Regions from separate parts of the Homo sapiens genome. Here region 1 is linked to region 2. The links are chromatin contacts, found by Hi-C or POLR2A ChIA-PET in ENCODE. All regions are on one chromosome and are shown on one strand. Each heading gives the region's core, a stretch centred on a gene start or an enhancer-like site at or near the end of the contact. The rest is flanking DNA. Distances are from core to core; before and after follow the strand shown. Region 1 overlaps LOC102723576 (a long non-coding RNA gene). Region 2 overlaps ADH6 (alcohol dehydrogenase 6 (class V)).

Region 1 (4,659 bases), core at 2,105-4,604, 180 kb before region 2:
ATCATGTATTTTGTAAGTCTTGTATAAACTTTCAAAAAAAGATATTCTTTGTATGTAGAATGTACAGCAATATAATTTTACCTCATTTAATATTATTATTCTAAATACTCTTCACATGTCAAGTATATTAGTGGTCCACAAGCTTTTTGGCACTCGGGGCTGGTTTTGTGGAAGACAATTTTTCTATGAACTGGGGTTGGAGGATAGTTTCGGGATAATTCATGCACATTGCATTTATTGTGCACTTTTTTCCTATTATTATTACATTGTAATATATAATGAAATAATTCTACAATTCACCGTAATGTAGAATGAGTGGGAGCCCTAAGCTTGATTTCCTGCAACTAGACAGTCCCATCTAGGGGTGATGGGAGACAGTGACAGATAATCAGGTATTCAACTGTCATAAGGAGTGCACATCCTGGATCTCTTGCATGTGCAGTCCACAATAGAGTTCTCACTCCTATGAGAATCTAATGCTCTGCTGATCTGTCAGAAAGCAGAACTCAAGCAGTAAAGCAAGCGCTAGGGAGCGGCTGTAAAAACTGATAACATTTTGTTAGCTCGCTCATCACTCACCTCCTGCTGTGTGGTCTGGTTCCTTAATAGTCCATGGACTGTTACTGATTGGTGGCCCTTGGGTAGGGGCCCCTGAAGTATACGACTGATTATGAATGAATAATGTGCACATGAATTACCTGGGGATCTTGTTAGAATGTAGATTGTGCTTCAGTAGGCACAGTGGGCCATGAGGTTCAACATCTCTAATAAACACCCCAGTGATGCCCACGTTGCTGGTCTGTGGACCTCACTTTGAGTAGCAAGGGCTTAAGCCACTCTTAGTTAGTATTCTGTAACTTGGAACCCAGGTATCACTATGGATGATGCCCCGACCTTTATGCATTCCTCTCCCTTAGATTAGATTGGCACTTCCAAGTTCCTTGAAGTGATGACTTCTCATTTTCTCTATGATTCTAACTTTTAAGATATTATATTATCTAATGCTAAGGTATTCCTTGACTATGCAATTTTCCTTCTGGCCATAAAAAATTATCCTCTCTGTCAGGTCTCAGGCTTCTTTGATGTTTATTAAGCCATCCTGATTTTTTGTGTTTAAATTTGCCCAATATATATGCTTAAAGACTAATGGGTACTCAAAATATTAATTAAATGAAAAACTACTACCATCTATTTTTTATATCTTTGATTTTTATTATTTTGGTTCAAGAAGTATCTTTTTGTTTTGTTGTCCTGTTCTAGGGTCTCTTGATAAGTATCTAGAAGTTGTCCAGATTGCTGATTTGACGTCAAGAGTGTCAATTCTGGTCTTTACTATTTCCATTTTGAGTTTTTATTTGTTGGCTTGTTTGCTTGCTTGTTTTTACTATTATATTCCTAGTTTATTGTGTAAGTTGTTCATTCACTGGGATTCCACTTGGAGCTCAGCCTTTACTTTAGCCGTAATGGGTCAAAGCATCCATTTCATAGAGGCTATTCTATTCATACACCTGGAGAAGACCAATGAACCAATTGCTTTCTAAAATTATGATTTGTTTCTTATAAAAAGTTATGTTCTTTTATGTTTTCGGGTGTTGTCTTCCCCCCCTTATATTGCAGTATTGTTTTATAGGCCCCATTTTAGTTTCTTCTTGTTTCCTTTTTCTTATATAAAATTGTTTCTGATACTGCATTTGTCAAAAGATAGGGTGAGTGGAACAGCCTTAAGCTTCCATTCTGTCTACTTGGGAGCTTGTTTGGTAGCTAAAGCTAAATTCTATTTTCATGCACAGCACCTAGCCATGCAATATGCAGTTCTTAATTAAGCAACATAACACATGGGACTAGACCTCCTCATTAACTGTTCCCACAGGCTAACTCCATCCACACTTGCAATACGTTTCCTTTGTTCACACTAAGCATACCAGGATGCCCTGTGCTTTCTCCAGACCGCTTTTATACAATATGTTGCATTCATAAAGAAGCCTGGATAGAGAAAGAGCAGTAGTAATGGTGCAGGATGTGTCTAGGAGAAGTAGGATAATTCCAATGGGCAAAGACAATTCTACATGGTCTGTTCAGGAATGATAACATTTCCTGATGGTCAGTAGAGCTCTTTAATCTGAAAAAGGCATAGAGAGGAGAGATAACAAAGTATTTTCATATTTCCTTTGGCATATGGTTCAAAAGCTAGAGTATGTGGTATGCCTCAAAAACTGTGCTTCTCAATACAGATGAAAAATCTATTCTGACTATGGCCTTTGAATTTATATTGTGGATACTAGCTTTTGTAGTAATTGTTGGCTTCATTGGGTGGAGGCACAGGAGGCATGATTATTCATCTATCATGTTAACCCAGTAATTTAATCCAAATACGCAATAACCTAGAGAATTAAGGAACCTGTGATCAGACCCCCATATTAGCAAGGGATATAAGAAAATACAGAATTCCCATTCTAGATATTTCACCAACTACATGTGACCTGAAAAAATTGCATAATCTCAGAGGGCCCTTAATTTTATCATGTGTGAAATAATTTAGACTAAATAATACCATCTAGCTGTAATTTTTTGTTTAAAAAATCCTCAAAGTACAATGGAAATGTTTTTATTTTTCCTACAGAGATTTAAAGTCCAAAAAGTCTTATAAAGCACAGGTTCTCATTTTCAAAAGACATAATGCTTAGAATTCATTATATTTTTTACAGAATATCATGTAATATTGATGTTACATTTAGAGTAACTAATTATGTAATTCTGAGATTATAGAATAAACATATGGAAGCAGATGTTTAAGTTTATGATAGAGAAAAAAATTATATTATTTTACTTCTGCTTCCTACTATTTTCTTGTTCTACATATTCTTTTTAATTATCTTTTTAGTTCTAGAAGACTTTTACAAATTGGCCTTACAATTAACTTTACTGAACTTTTCAGATTCTTGAGAATATTATTTGACATGAGGTGTCCAAACAGATATTAAACTTAGCTTGTATAACTTTGTCAACAAGCTATTAAATTGCTATTAAACTTCCTTGTTTAATTATTCTAATCATAACAATTCAGAAGAAAACAGGCAACTCTGACCCCATGGCTTATGCACCTGGCTTGGTCCTTTGGGTCTTTCCAATTACTGTGTGGTGTTCGAGGTAGATTTTAATCCCATAAGATTAAGAATAAACATTTCTTTCTTTATTTTCCTTTTAAAGGCAGAAGTTTTGAAATAAAGTTGAAATGTGTGGTGTCATTCTACCTGGAACATGTCCACATAGAACGAAAAGCATTTTTTTTCCTTTTCTTTTGGCTGCAGTGCAAACATGGTGCACATGCACAGGAAGCGTGACTGCGTGTTTTTACTAATGCATAACACATGTCTGGGAGTGCTTGACTCCTAAAAAACCATGAGTTTTTCACTTACTTTGCACGTGGTACCCTGAAGTTATAAGAGTGCTACAAATTATTCAGTAAACATGTAACAAAGTTCAGAAAGAGTGATGGTAGAAATGGGTGTCCAGAAAGAGAGTAAACAGATGTTTTCATTCAACAACCATGACCTTCAGCTTTGGCAATAAAAGTAAATATAAATGACATTGGAATTTTCCACCCAGATCCAAGGCTAGCCTTCTGGTTTAAACTTCTTTATATCTCTATGACATTATCTCCTTCTAAGACCTTCTTCTCAATTGACCCGAAACATTCATATGATTGGTGGCCAGAGAAATATCGATCAAGATTATTGCTATTTACTCCCCGATGTTTAAAATAGGACTTTGAAGCAAGACAATAAGCTTAAAAGCCAAGCTGTTTAGGGTAGAGAATTTTCTAAATTCCTTTTCTTTTTTTTCTTAAAGGCTGAAGAAGACTCAGATTTCTGACACAATGGTAACACCTATCCCTTCTGCCTGTGACTGCCAGGGCTTGCTGTATGATGATAAGAAGAGAATGTGACACAGAGGAAGGGGAAAAAGTCCATCCCTCTGGTAGTAGGGGGTTGTGGAATGGGAGGGAAAAAGGGAGAAGGAGAAGTAGAAAATACTCATATCTAAATGTCTTCATGTCTTCTGCTTGACTTTAGCCAGGAATGAGTGTTAGGAAAGAGGGGATGCTCTAGAAGAGGAAGCTATGGAGTCTTATTTGGGTCTATGTAAATAGCCCAACCACAGGCCCTTCTGCCCAATCTAGGGCAGACCCATACCAGAGTTTAACGTGGCAACAAAGTGTGGTTAGACAGAAGTTAGGCATGGAGTTTAGCTTTTCAAGGCAGCTTTCCATCACTACAAGGCCAAGGCAGAAATTAAATATCTCATTTCCTTTTTGCAGGGTAGAGCAAGCAGGGCAAAGGGGAATGACTGAGCAATCAGGTGACTTGAGAGCCAAATAACATTCCCATTCACAGGGTCTGAATTGGTGAAATGTATCAAGATCTTCAGCTTGAGATGGACCATCAGAGCAGGAGGCCAGAAGAGAGACATGGGGTTTGTTGTGATAACTAGAGCTAAAGTGAGCTAAGTGATCAGTAGAGCAACACTGGGCTCTGGCCAACCAAAATAAACCAGACCATGAGCTCCACCAGATAAGGCCCTCTGCTACAAGTACAGTAGGTGAGCAGCACCCAGGCAGAGAGAGGCATTGTCAGGAAGACTGAAGGAAAGAGGAGCATC
Region 2 (4,660 bases), core at 1,827-4,326:
AAATTTAAGAAGGCACAGGAATTGGGTGCTACTGAGTGCCTCAACCCTCAGGACTTAAAGAAACCCATTCAAGAAGTTTTATTTGATATGACAGATGCTGGTATAGACTTCTGCTTTGAGGCCATTGGAAATCTGGACGTTCTGGTATGTAATCCTCTGGAGTGAAAATTACCAATACTTTTACCAGTCATCGTTTAGATTATAGTTGAATGAGCTTTCTAAAATTCCCTCCACTTTGCTCTATTTAATTTTCCTTGTGTTCCATGACATCTCAGCTGGTGCCGTCTGTGTACTCTTACAAATTTGTTCACTATCCCAGATACTAAATCTAGAACTTTCATATAATTTCAAAGCCAGAAGTTTTAAGCAAGATAAGATTAAAATTTGATTAATGACCTTATAAATCAATGTGCTTTTCACTTTCAGTCGTCTTTCATGTCAGATCTGAGATAAGTTTCCAAGAAAAATATTTACTAGTCACGATTAAACGGGTTCATTTCAAAAATGAAGGGGAAAAAAAGTGGTGGTTTTTCTGGCTAAACGTGGTTTATATAAAAGAATAGAAAGTGAGGGGAAGTTACTTAAAAATCTAAGGCTTGTTTTCTTTGGGGATTTGAAGAAATAATGTATTATTAGGTTGCATGGCTCTATCGTCTAGTCAGCTGTATGGAAACTCAACAACTGCCTCTTCCAACTTGGGCCCTTTTCCCAGCATAAAAAATCTTTTCATGATTCACCATACATAAATTCCTTTATCTGTAAGAAGAAACAGCAAAACCTTTCTCACACTCTTACTCTGAGAAATAGCCTTTGAACATAACGAATGTAACGGTATCTGTTTCTCACTTTGCTATCATCTTATTATATAAATATCTGTCTTCTTAGATGTCTAAAAGAAAAATGTCAATTCTTACCAGCCACCTGCATCAGTAATAATTTTTATAAAAATTATTTTTATTATTATCACTACTGTGGATGTTTTTACTATTTTCATTTTTGTTATTTCCATTTATTGAGTCCTAAAGTGCCAGGTACTATACTAAGCAACATACAACGTCTTATATGTGTTTCATAGCATCCTTACAAGATAAATGTTACTTCAAATGAGAATAGGGAGAATCAGAAAAGAAAGTCATAGACCATTTAGGAGTTAAGCTGAAATTAAGATGTAGGCTCAATCCTCACATACATCTTTTAACCCCTATACTGTATTGCATCACTTTCTAACAGGCAGCTGCCCTCGCCTCCTGCAATGAGAGCTATGGGGTCTGTGTGGTTGTTGGGGTGTTGCCTGCCAGTGTTCAACTCAAAATCAGTGGCCAGTTGTTCTTCTCAGGACGTTCTTTGAAGGGTTCTGTTTTTGGAGGTATGGATGAAGCAGGGAAAGGTGGAAATGCCTGAGGAGGTGAAGGTGGGAAATAGAAAAATGTACCATAAACGCTTAAGAAAGGACATAAAACAACAGCTTTATATTACAGATTTTTTTTTTCAACATATGAATACCCAATATAAAGGGATGGATAGTGGGTGTATCTAGTGCCTCTTGGAAAGCTTTTTCTCATGCAAAGATAGAGAAGAGGTTTCTTAATTGATTGGTAAAGAATCCAGTGTCCAACATTTAAAGCAAACTCTAAATTGAAAAGAAGGCAATATTGTAATCTATAACTACACTTCAGCGAAATTATACACCTGCCAGCTGGGATTCTTTGGAGAATATACTTAGCCATTAGTTGTCATTGTTCAACTCATGTAAAATCTTATCCCAAACAAATGAGTTGTCACGCTACCAACTCAAATATATTAAACACAATGGATTCTTGATTTAAAAGAAATACTATTGATTAAAAAAAATAAGAATTATTTTACCCAGAGGAAAAATATCTTATAGAATCCTTTGATTTTCTGTTTTTTACCTGTCCTGGAACATTTTTATAGACTTTAGAAGACTATTTTATTGAAAAAGTAGAAGACAAACTAAATTAAATAAATCTGCTTAAGATTCTGGGCTCATAAGCAAGAAATCTGAAATTTACGAAGAAATGTATTTATCCAGAAACTCTGGGCAATCTGAATGCCTGGGCAAAAAGAGATGAGAATTAGAGGAGTGCCTGAATTACTTGCACAAGTGAGCTGTCTGTAGTCCCCAAGTAAGCTATGGCAGCATGTTATTACAGATATTAGAAGCCTTACCTAATTCATTTATAAAGAGTAGATACATGGCAGGACCAGCAAAAAAAAAAAAGTAATAATCCAGTTATATATATAATCTATTAAATAGAAGAACTGTAATTTCAGTTCTTCTATTTAAGATCATTGAATACATCCATTGCCATTTCTCTCTATTGTATTTATAGATGATAATGTTAATTCAAAATACACATACTCAGCTAAGTCTTATAAAAATAAGATTACCAATATTCTTAAAACCCTCAGTGAATGAAACTAATTCACTGGCCACTCTAGCACTCATATAGTGATCATTAATGTAAATTAGTTTATTCCACAAATAGTATAGTCCTCTGGTTCAATGATTTTCAATCAACAATAGCATTTAACAGGTGTTGGACAGTCCTGCTAAACCTCCCACAATGTGCAAAAGAAAGAATGTTCCCCACCCAAAATGCCAGTAGTGCCCTTGTTGAGAAACACTGCCTAGTCCCGTCTGTGGTCCTAGAATTTTCTTTCCTATGTCATTTGGTTGAAATAAGAAAAAAAGTGGAGGGTTGACATAGATGTAAAAATGTTTTATCAGATCACCAATCAAAATATAAAAACAAATAGAAATATACACTGGCCCTTCATGTCATGACATAGAACAGTAATTAGTATTCTTGGTTACACATAACAGAAACAAACTTAAATTAAAAATAAATCTATTAGAAGAGTTTGTGGTAGTTTGGAGAAGAAGTTGGGGAGCCTAACCTAAGCTAGAACCAAGAAAAGCAAGTAATTGTCAAGATCCTATCACAGAATAATCCGCATAGAACACTAAGCAGATTACGCCACATTATACTTTGCACAATTACACCACACCCACCCTTTCTAGCAATGAGCAGACTGCCAAAGTCTGTGTGGTAACTCACTGAGCGTGGCACTTAGCACAGTGCTAAATTTAATGTGTTTCTTGAAAATCACGGGAATAGAGAAAATACAATGCTAAACTACATCTTACCTTAGCTAACTCCATCTTTGCTTGTTCAATTCTTACTTCCAGAAAGCACATTTTATTCTTATATTGCTTTGTACACATTCTTTTCCCAAGAGCTTTCACTGGGACTGCTGCCACAGTGAGAGTTCTTCTTTTCCTTTAAGCTATTTGACTCTTTTATGAAGTGGCAGATCAAAACATACACATGAGGGAATGCACACACAAAAAAATGTGCTATATTTAACATTTGAATTGCTTCTTTCCATGATTCCCAAGACCTTGGCCTTTGTTATACATTAGATATAGATTCACTGCTCCCCAGAGATTGCAACATGACACCAGGAACACTCAAGGCAAGGTCCACATTCTATCTGCTTTGAATTAATTCTCCTCTGTAGTACCAGAAGTCTCCTTTAGGAACACAGCCCTCTATATAATGTGTGTGGTTGGGGTAGGCATTCTCCTGATGATTGAGGCAAGTAAACGGGACAGGCTTAGATTTTCTCAGTCAAAGCCAACAACTTCAGCAGTTACTTTGAATGACCTTTCCTTTATAATGAAGCCTCATGTGTAAAATTCATCATTAATCTGTATTTCCAGGCTGGAAGAGCAGACAGCACATCCCTAAACTGGTTGCTGATTATATGGCAGAGAAGTTGAATCTAGATCCACTAATTACTCATACTCTGAATCTTGATAAAATCAATGAAGCAGTTGAATTAATGAAAACTGGAAAATGGTAAACTGCCCACATAAATTTTATGTCTGTGTGTTTGAGACCAAGAGAAAGGGTGTATTGGCTTGGGAGTAGAAGAAGGGTCGTCCCTGCTGCAGAAGCTGTATACTGATAATTGAAGAGGCTTTCAGGAATTTGTAAAGCATCTCCTTCCCCTCTGCATTTTGTTTTATTTCTAGCTAATAAAATACATAATCCTGAAAGTATTTAAGTGTTCACCTACCGTTACTTTTGCCATTAGCATTGTATTTCCAATATGGATTTTTTTTTTACATGACATATTAATGGAAGTCAGCTTATAAAATTGTAGCTCAAGTTTAAAAACATAAGAAGGTAGTTCACAAATAGGCCATTGTTGTATTTGTTGTTCTACTTTGGGGGAGAAGAGGAATTATTCATAGGATTCCTAATTCTGAATCCTATCTTTGACCCAAAAAACAGAAACCAGCCATAACCCAGAAACTGGCATTCCCCACACGAGTATAAGCTTGCTTACCTACTTTTTACCCTTGGAGTTTCATGTCATTTTAAAAAATCTTCCCATGGCTTATTTAATCTTCTCATTTTTCACCTAAAGAGAAAAAAAATCTAGTTTACTGCTCTACAAAGTGAGAATTTGAAATCCAAAACACAAATGTTGCTCTAAAAATGTTCCAACCTTTTTTCTCTTCTTCTTTTTTTCAGTATCCGCTGTATCCTGTTACTTTAAGTACAATGTAATACATGCAAGACCCAAAGGATATTTCACCAACTCAATGGCATTTGATGTAATTTTC

Evidence for each region. Hi-C counts contacts between places; a loop is a spot of excess contacts on that map. ChIA-PET counts read pairs that join two places held with the same protein, here RNA polymerase II (POLR2A). Pooled maps may share reads with other maps.
Region 1: a map of aorta shows a loop between it and region 2 (4-fold over the local background). The contact joins two enhancer-like sites. A Hi-C loop is called at or near these places in 3 of 168 maps with a recorded cell type or tissue (aorta, cardiac septum and left cardiac atrium) and 4 of 50 pooled maps. POLR2A ChIA-PET finds 5 or more read pairs at or near these places in 2 of 52 experiments (AG04450 and Caco-2).

The regions. Positions count from the first base shown.
Region 1 is chr4:99,382,811-99,387,469 of GRCh38, reverse strand. LOC102723576 (a long non-coding RNA gene) reads left to right here. Exons shown (of 5, transcript XR_939020.3): 4 at 3,850-3,978. Among named protein-coding and RNA genes, the nearest start is that of ADH1C, 32 kb to the right of the region's middle. Within about 2 kb of position 3,354, at least 9 of the 41 ENCODE cell types and tissues checked have a DNase peak (open chromatin) inside an H3K27ac peak, as active enhancers do.
Region 2 is chr4:99,204,152-99,208,811 of GRCh38, reverse strand. It overlaps ADH6 (alcohol dehydrogenase 6 (class V)), which reads left to right. Exons shown (of 9, transcript NM_001102470.2): 6 at 1-144; 7 at 1,231-1,366; 8 at 3,749-3,887; 9 at 4,569-4,660. The coding sequence ends at 4,593. It overlaps LOC100507053 (a long non-coding RNA gene), which reads right to left. Exons shown (of 10, transcript NR_037884.1): 4 at 4,381-4,455. Among named protein-coding and RNA genes, the nearest start is that of ADH6, 13 kb to the left of the region's middle. RefSeq lists an enhancer at 3,245-3,746. Within about 2 kb of position 3,076, at least 5 of the 41 ENCODE cell types and tissues checked have a DNase peak (open chromatin) inside an H3K27ac peak, as active enhancers do.